Linked DNA regions of Homo sapiens: region 1 is linked to region 2. The links are chromatin contacts, found by POLR2A ChIA-PET in ENCODE. All regions are on one chromosome and are shown on one strand. The core of a region is the stretch at or near the end of the contact, and the rest is flanking DNA. Distances in the headings are between cores, read along the strand shown.

Region 1 (4,008 bases), core at 119-2,618, 630 kb before region 2:
GGCTTGAGCCACCACTCCCAGCCGGGTTTCTTTATTTTAGAGTTCATGTTTTGATTTTTCCAAATTCCTTAATTTTTCCCTTTTCCCTTTAATAATTTCCCAAATATCTTAAGTCTGTTTTTAGTATTAGTTTGAGATACTAATGAGATATAATGAAATTTATTTCCATTTTAAAATTTGTCATGGTCGGTTGCAGTGGCTCATGCCTGTCGTCCCAGCACTTTGGGAGGCTGAGGTGGAAGGGTCGCTTGAGCTCAGCAGTTTGAGACCAGCCTGGGTAACATGGCGAGACCTCGTCTCTATAAAAAATTTTAAAATTAGCTGGGCGTGGTGGTAAGTGCCTGTGGTCCCAGCTACTGAGGGGACTGAAGTGGGAGGATTGCTTGAGCTCGGGAGGTCGAGGCTGCAGTGAGTCGAGATCGCGCCAATGCACTCCAGGCTAGGTGAGGGAATGAGACCCTGTGTCAAAATAAAATAAAATAAAATAAAATAAAATAAAATAAAATAAAATAAAAATGTGTCAACGATTTGTGTTTGGAGAGGGAAGAGAAGTGAAAATATCAGAATCAGGATTTGGTGCCATAAAGCCTCGATTTGCCTCTAGAAGTTGGACAAATTATCTCCTAAACCTCAGCTTTCTTGTTTTCTTTTACTTTTTTGAGACTGGTTCTCCCTCTGTCTCCCTGGCTGGAGTGCAGCAGCGCAATCACGGCTCACTGCACCATCCAACTTCGGATTCAACAGAAATTCAGGGTTCAAGCCAGGCTGATCTGGAACTCCTGGGCTCAAGCGATCCGCCGGCCTTGGCCTCCCAAAGTGCTGGGACTGCAGGCGTGAGCCACCGTCCCGGCTCAGTTCTCTTATCTACAAAACGGAAGTAACAATTTCCCCCCACTCCTGCCCCGTTCTTTTGTTGTGCGGATTAAATAAAAGGCGTCTACAGGGTACTTAAAGTACCCTGCACTTCGAAGACTTTCCAAAGGGACTGCCCCAAGGACCCCTGGAGGGCTATGGGATTAGAGATGTAGGGGTCTGCGCGGCCCGAGGTGCTGGCCACAGTGGCGTCAGGGAGTGCAGCTTCTCAGTCCCGGATCAAGAAGGCGGCAGCTCTCCACCCGCCAACGCACTAAGCGGGTTTTCGCCTTGAGGTACGACCTGCGCTCAGGGTGAGGATCGGTGGAGGGCAGGTGCACCTACCAGCATAGAGGAGATCTTTGCGTGAGTAGGAGGAAGGGACTGCAAGAAGACTCCCCAGCTCTCTTGCTGCGCTGGCTGGACCGTTAAAGACCTGACCCGCGGGCCGCAGGGCGCTTTACCATCCAGGAGCTGGGGAGTAAACCCCGGCCGGTGAGGTGACTCAGTATTGGGATTACTGAAAAATCTGCCCGACCAGGTGTGTTTACACACGCAGAAGGAAGGAAAGAATGTCTCTGGGACAAAAAGGGGGAAAATTCTTTAGGCTGGCCTCTAGTCTTGATGAAGAGTTAGTGGGTTCCCCTTAATTCCTATGAATTCTCCCACCTGAGAGCGTCCCACCTTGCCCGCTTGACCTGCACGGATCTCGGGCAGTGCAAGGCCGGGGAGGATGGGCTGGTCGGCGTCAGTCTGTGCTTTCCCTCGTCCAAAGCTTGGCCTGCACTCCCAGGGCAGGTGATTCCCGAGGCTAGAAAAACCATGCAGATGGGGGTGGAGGATAAAGGGGCAAAGGAAGCAGAATCTACCGGTAGACTGGTGTGGGGGATTCCAATTCCAGGGCAGAGAGCACCCCTGCCCCCACAATCTCTATCTGCATCCCCCACCCAAGGCAGCTGGAGATCTGGGCTGGGTCTGGGCCGGACAGGTTATTGAGAGGGTGGAGGGCATGGAGAGACCAGGGTTTGCTTCCCATGGTTCTTCCCCAGCTCCCCAACCTGTCTCTGGGGCTAAGCACCATTTCTAGGGAAAGTTTCCAGGTTCACCTCGAAATTAAGAAACGGGGAGCCCTGGCCTTGCCTCACAGAGCTAGACCAGCAGTTTTTCAGCCTGGGAGGGGCTACCCTTGTGACCAAGCTTTGAGTCCTTAGGACTTAGTGGACATTGAGCTGGAACCAGAACAACATCCTGAATGTGTGAGCTTCCACATACACAAGTCCCGGACTGCCTGACTTTTTGGATTCTCCTGGGGCAGGCATGGAGAACAGTCAGGGCATCACCAGAAACTCTAAAACTGCATCCAGCTGCCATAGCTGTCTGCCTTTTGTATTCTTTATTTCTTCTCCTGCTCCCACTTCAGTAGCTCAGAGCTGCCTGGTACCACAGAACTGGCCATGGGTTGCCTGAGGTCATTTCTCTCTGAATTGGGCAAGACAGCAAACTTGCCAAGGCATCTGCCACCCAGCTACCCAAGTACAAAGCTTGCTAGCACTGCATGATCTCCAAGGATTCTCCTAACCCCAAACACCAACTGACTAGTTTGGGGAGCCAGGGAATTTGGAGCTCTCTGCTCTTTAAGAGAAGGGAAAGGTGGGGAGCTCTACATATCCCCTAAGCAGAGAGCCCTAATTAAGGATTTCATAGAAGGATTCTCCTTCCTTCCTTCTTTCCTTCCTTCCTTCTTTTCTTTTCTTTCTTTTTCTTTCTTTCTCTCTTTCTCTCTCTCCCTTTCTCTCTCTTCCTCTCTCTCTTTCTGTCTCTCTTTCTTTCCCTTCCTTCCTCTTTCTTTCTTTCTTTCTTTCTCTCTTTCTCTCTTTCGAAGGAGTCCCTCTCAGTTGCCCAGGCTGGAGTGCAGTGGCACCATCTTGGATCACTGCAACCTCCACCTCCTGGATTCAAGCGATTCTCGTGCCTCAGCCTCCCAAGTTGCTGAGATTACAGGCACCCACCACCACGCCTAGCTAATTCTTTGTATTTTTTAGTAGAGATGGAGTTTCACCAAGTTGGCCAGACTGGTCTTGAACTCCTGACCTCAGGTGATCCACCCGCCTCGGCCTCCCAAAGTGCTGGGATTACATGCTTGAGCCACTGCGCCCGGCCAGGAGGAAGCTTTTCTAAGCTTCTAAGCTTCCCCTGGTGTCAGTTTCAACACAGTAGCCTCCAGAATTGGAATCTCCTCTCAAATCCAAGCCCTACCTATGAGCAACATGAGGGGAGAGCAAAGATCTTCATTGTCTCTTCAGCAGTGGCTAGAGTCCCTTCCAATTATGAACAAAACCATAGACGTTACAGGGACCAAATAGAAAAAAAAAAAACCTCCGAGTAATTTTCCCTTTTCTTTTTTTTTTTCTTTTTCTTTCTTTTTTCTTTTCTTTTTCTTTTTCTTTTTTTTTTTGAGACAGGGTCTCACTCTGTCACCAAGGCTGGAGAGCAGTGGCACAGTCTCGGCTCACTGTAGCTTCAACCTCCCAGGTTCAAGTGATCCTCTCGCCTCAGCCTCCCAAGTAGCTGGGACTACAGGCGTGTGCCACCACACTGGGCTATTTTTTGTAGAGATGGGGTTTCGCCATGTTGCCCAGGCTGGTCTCGAAATCCTGAGTTCAAGTGATCCTCCCACCTCGGCCTTCCTAAGTGCATGATTTTACAATTTAAAGTGAAGAGCATTTTACTTTCCCTCTCAGAACTCTTAGAAAACCTCTGAAGGAGTAAAGGGAAAGAATGATCAGTTTAAGTTCAAGTGATTCAGAGCCAAGGCAGACTAAAAGCCCAGAGCTCTGTTCCAATCCCAAATCCCACTTTGATGAGGAGTCCTATGTGTATGGCCCGATATCACTTCTGGACTAGTAGGGTCAATGCAGACAGGCTGCAGACCATCAGCCAGACTTCTCCAGTCTCAGAAGGTGTCAGGATTTGGGGTAAATGGCTGGCCCAGAACCTTGAGGGCCTGGCTAACATGGACTTTCCCCAGGTTAGAGTCCTCAGGGCAGTAACTTGGAACTGCCCAATGCTCATCTCAAGCTGGGGCTGAGATTCAGAAAGGCAGATACTCTTGGAGCAGTGTTATTTTCAAGCCTTCATTGAGCCCCAAGAGGGTAG
Region 2 (3,642 bases), core at 60-2,559:
TGTACTCCCAGCTACTCGGGAGACTGAGGCATGAGAATTGCTGGAACCCAGGAGGCGGAGTCTGCAATGAGCCAAGATCACACCACTGCACTCCAGCCTGGGCGACAGAGCAAGACCCTGTCTCAAAAAACAAACAAATAAACACTGGAACAAATACAAAAACCTAGACACCAAGTAGTAATTTCTAGCAACCACTCTTCTCCATTAGATTCCTCCCCACAGATACCACTCCTCAAAAGAAAAAGCTCAGTTCTGCCTCTGGAGAAGCAGCAGGAAGTTCCTAACTTTAGTTCTCTGATCTGGGAGATGGATCTGTACTTCATCCAAATAAGGCTAGAGTCAGTGACCATAGCTAGTTACATAACTTAGTGTTAACTACATTTTCTGGGCCCTTTCAACCACATCTGAAGTTTCCTTTACTTTCTTCACCTGTACCAGCACCAGTAGCTCTGGTGAGTACCCGATTGTTTGCTGTTTACAAAGTAGATTCATCGTAAAGCTTTCTAATATAGTAACAATGCAAGGCTTTAGTCTCACCATTTATTTTCTCTCCCATTTAAACAACTTCAAGAGACAGGTTAAGAAACAAATCAGGTGATAAAAGTAGATGGAACTACTGAGACTACCGTCCCTTCTTACTCAATCTTGAGCCTTTAGTGCCAGATGGCAGAAAGCAATTCAAAAAGCTCTCGCTCCAATTATAAATATCACAGGTACTAAACAGAGGAAGCTCCCAGTTCTGACCAAGCTCTGTGTGATCTCAACCAAGCAGTTATGCTCCATCTTTTTGTCCATCTCTAATCGTACGCCTTTCACTTGGAAGGTAAGTAACAAAGGCGACCACAATCTACCGCCAAGTCTCCCGTGTCCACGTAAAATACTCGCCATTGCCCCCAGTCTTAGCCATTTAAGTAAATGTCCCCAGAGTCTTTTACTACGGCCACTCTTTCTCCATTCTCAACAAACTAGGACCGAAAGGTCCACATGGTCCTTCTTTCTTTCCGATTAAGCTTGGGGGGTAGGAAGTGAAAGATACACTTTGAAGGTAAACTGAAAAGCCGGGTTTCCTTTCTTGGATCCCGAGCAAGCCCTTGCCTTAATCCCGGGTGGTAAGAGAGTCCCTCCCTAGGATGTAAAGCGATGCCACCATCCCGAGTGCCACTACTGACGCTCAAGCCCACGCCCCCTCACAGGAGAGCAGCACCCACTCCCCAGGCCCCGCCCACGCCCTCTCACCTGAGAACAGCACCAGCTCCCCACAGCGACACCGCCCGCGCCCCACCATATAGCCAGATCACGGCTTCTCCTTCCGGGTGAGTCGCCGGTGCCCCGGTGCACGACGGGAGACGCCCCAATCCCGGGTGCCCGGGACGCCCCGCCCCTACAGGCCCGGGCTCTGAGTGGGATTCCCGCTTCCGAATAGCGCGGCTCCGCTGGCCAAGGCCCCGGACTGGAGTCGGGATCCCCCCTCCACTCACTTGGGACGCCGGAGAGTGCACGCAGGTGCCGGGTGAGGGACGGCGAATGGATATCCAATCCGGGGCCGCGTTCCGCCCACTGTCAGGGGAAGCCAATCAGCGGCCAGGGGGCGTCAGCGACGGGCAGCCAGTGGGTCCCGGGAGCAGAGGGGTGTAAGGGGGTTGTTACTCTTGTTCTCGCTATGCGAGGGATAGTCTGCAGTGTGGGAGGTTCGGGGCTTTAGGAAGCCCACATCCCTGGATCCTCACTAAGTCCCGAGAGCCACCATTTGAACCTCGTAGTTTGCTGTTCCCCAGCGGAGCTATCAAGGGGACTCCGATTCAGATTCGTAAAGCCACGGACCGATTGTCAGAGTGAAAGTCAGACTCGAGAGGGTCCGGCGACTCAGATTGCTCACACCGAAACAAACTCGAAGCAATATCATGCAGCTAGGGAGCAAGAGAAAGCCGTTCAATGTGTTGGTGGTCTTTTAACAACTTATTTAAAGATAATTTCAGCAAGCCTAGCGCGGTGGCTCACGCCTGTAATCCCAATACTATTAGGGAGGCCGAGGCGGGAGGATCGCTTGAGGCCAGGCTTGAGACACGCCCTACCAACTTAGGGAGACCCTCGCCTCTGCAAAATATTTTAAAAATTAGCCGGGCATGGTGACACGCGCCTGTAGTCCCAGCTACTCGGGAGGCTGAGACAGGAGGATGGCTTGAACCCAGGGGTTCGAGGCTGCAGTGAGCCCTGATCACTGCAGAGCAAGACCCTGTCTGAAAAAAAGAGAGAGAGCTAAAAGGAAGAAAAGAGAGGAAAGAAAAGAAAGGGGCCGGGCACAGTGCCTCACGCCTGTACTTCCACCACTTTGGGAGGCGGAGGCGGGTGGATTACCTGAGGTCAGGAGTTCGAGACCAGCCTGGCCAACATGGTGAAACCCCGTCTCCACTAAAACTACAAAAATTAGCTGGGCGTGGTCATGGGCACCTGTAATCCCAGCTATTCAGGAGACTGACACAGGGGGATTGCTTGAACCCAGGAATCGGAGGTTGCAGTGAGACAAGATCGCGCCATTACACTCCAGCCTGGGAGACTCCATTGTAAAAAATAAATAAATAAAAAGGAAGATAGCTGGGTTCTCCTATGTGCTTCCCCTTTCTCTGTTGTGCTCTGTTGTTTTGGTACATTAAGAAAATTCAGCCTTATATAGCTATGTAGTTGAGAAAAGGAAGAGTATTTTTAGCCTTCTCAAACAATTCTGAATACTCTTCTTTGATACTACCCAAATTCAACAAATGGTAACTTTTCTTTGCTTTTTTGAGACAGGGTCCTGCTCTGTTGCCCAGGCTGGAGTGCAGTGGCAGGATCACAGCTCACTGCAGCCTCAACCTCCAGGGCTCAAGCCATCCTCCCTCCTCAGCCCTTGGAGCTGCTGGGACCGCAGGCGTGTGCCACCATACTCGGTTAATTTTTAAAATTTTTATACAGATAATTTTTTAAGTTTTTAAAATTTTATACAACATAGAGTCTCCCTATGTTGCCGAGACTGGAAGTGTTTATTTATTTATTTTTAAGTACACACCACCTTGGAGATGGAGTCATTTCTTAAAGGTTAAGTGTGATAGGGAGTCAAGCCATTTAGAAAATACTGGTACAGAGTTATGCAGATCAGCCAATGTTGATGCATTTATTCAATGTAAAAAAAAATCACATTTATTAAATTCATCACTGATCTCATCAGGAAAGTCTCAAGAAACTGCCTACTGACTAGCTGGGATTACAGGCACGCGCCACCATGCCCAGCTAATTTTTGTATTTTTAGTAGAGATGGGGTTTCACCATATTGGTCAGGCTGGTCTTGAACTCCTGACCTCATGATCCACCCGCCTTGGCTTCCCAAAGTGCTGGGATTACAGGCATGAGCCACCGTGCCTAGCCTCACATGTCTTAATATTAAGACAGCCTCAACCTCCTGGGCTCAAGTGATCCTGCCACCCAAGCCTCCTAAGTAGCTGGGACCACAGGTGTGTGCCACCATGCCCGACTAATTTTTTATTATTATTTGTATAGATGAGGTCTCACTATATTGCCCAGCCTGGTCTTGAACTCTCAAGAGATTGAGACCATCTGGTGGTGTGTGATTGTAATTCCAGCTAGTCGGGAGACTGAGGCAGGAGAATC

What was found. ChIA-PET counts read pairs that join two places held with the same protein, here RNA polymerase II (POLR2A).
Region 1: POLR2A ChIA-PET joins it to region 2 with 42 read pairs in PC-3. The contact joins the enhancer-like site here to the promoter of SNX11 in region 2. POLR2A ChIA-PET finds 5 or more read pairs at or near these places in 3 of 52 experiments (PC-3, Panc1 and T-cell).

The regions. Positions count from the first base shown.
Region 1 is chr17:48,736,196-48,740,203 of GRCh38, reverse strand. All of the region lies in intron 2 of LOC105371811 (a long non-coding RNA gene), which reads right to left. Among named protein-coding and RNA genes, the nearest start is that of HOXB13, 9.4 kb to the right of the region's middle. Within about 2 kb of position 1,368, at least 2 of the 41 ENCODE cell types and tissues checked have a DNase peak (open chromatin) inside an H3K27ac peak, as active enhancers do; they include PC-3, where a contact is called at or near this core.
Region 2 is chr17:48,105,433-48,109,074 of GRCh38, reverse strand. It overlaps SNX11 (sorting nexin 11), which reads right to left and starts at 1,309. Exons shown (of 7, transcript NM_013323.3): 1 at 1,237-1,309. RefSeq lists a silencer at 1,144-1,303.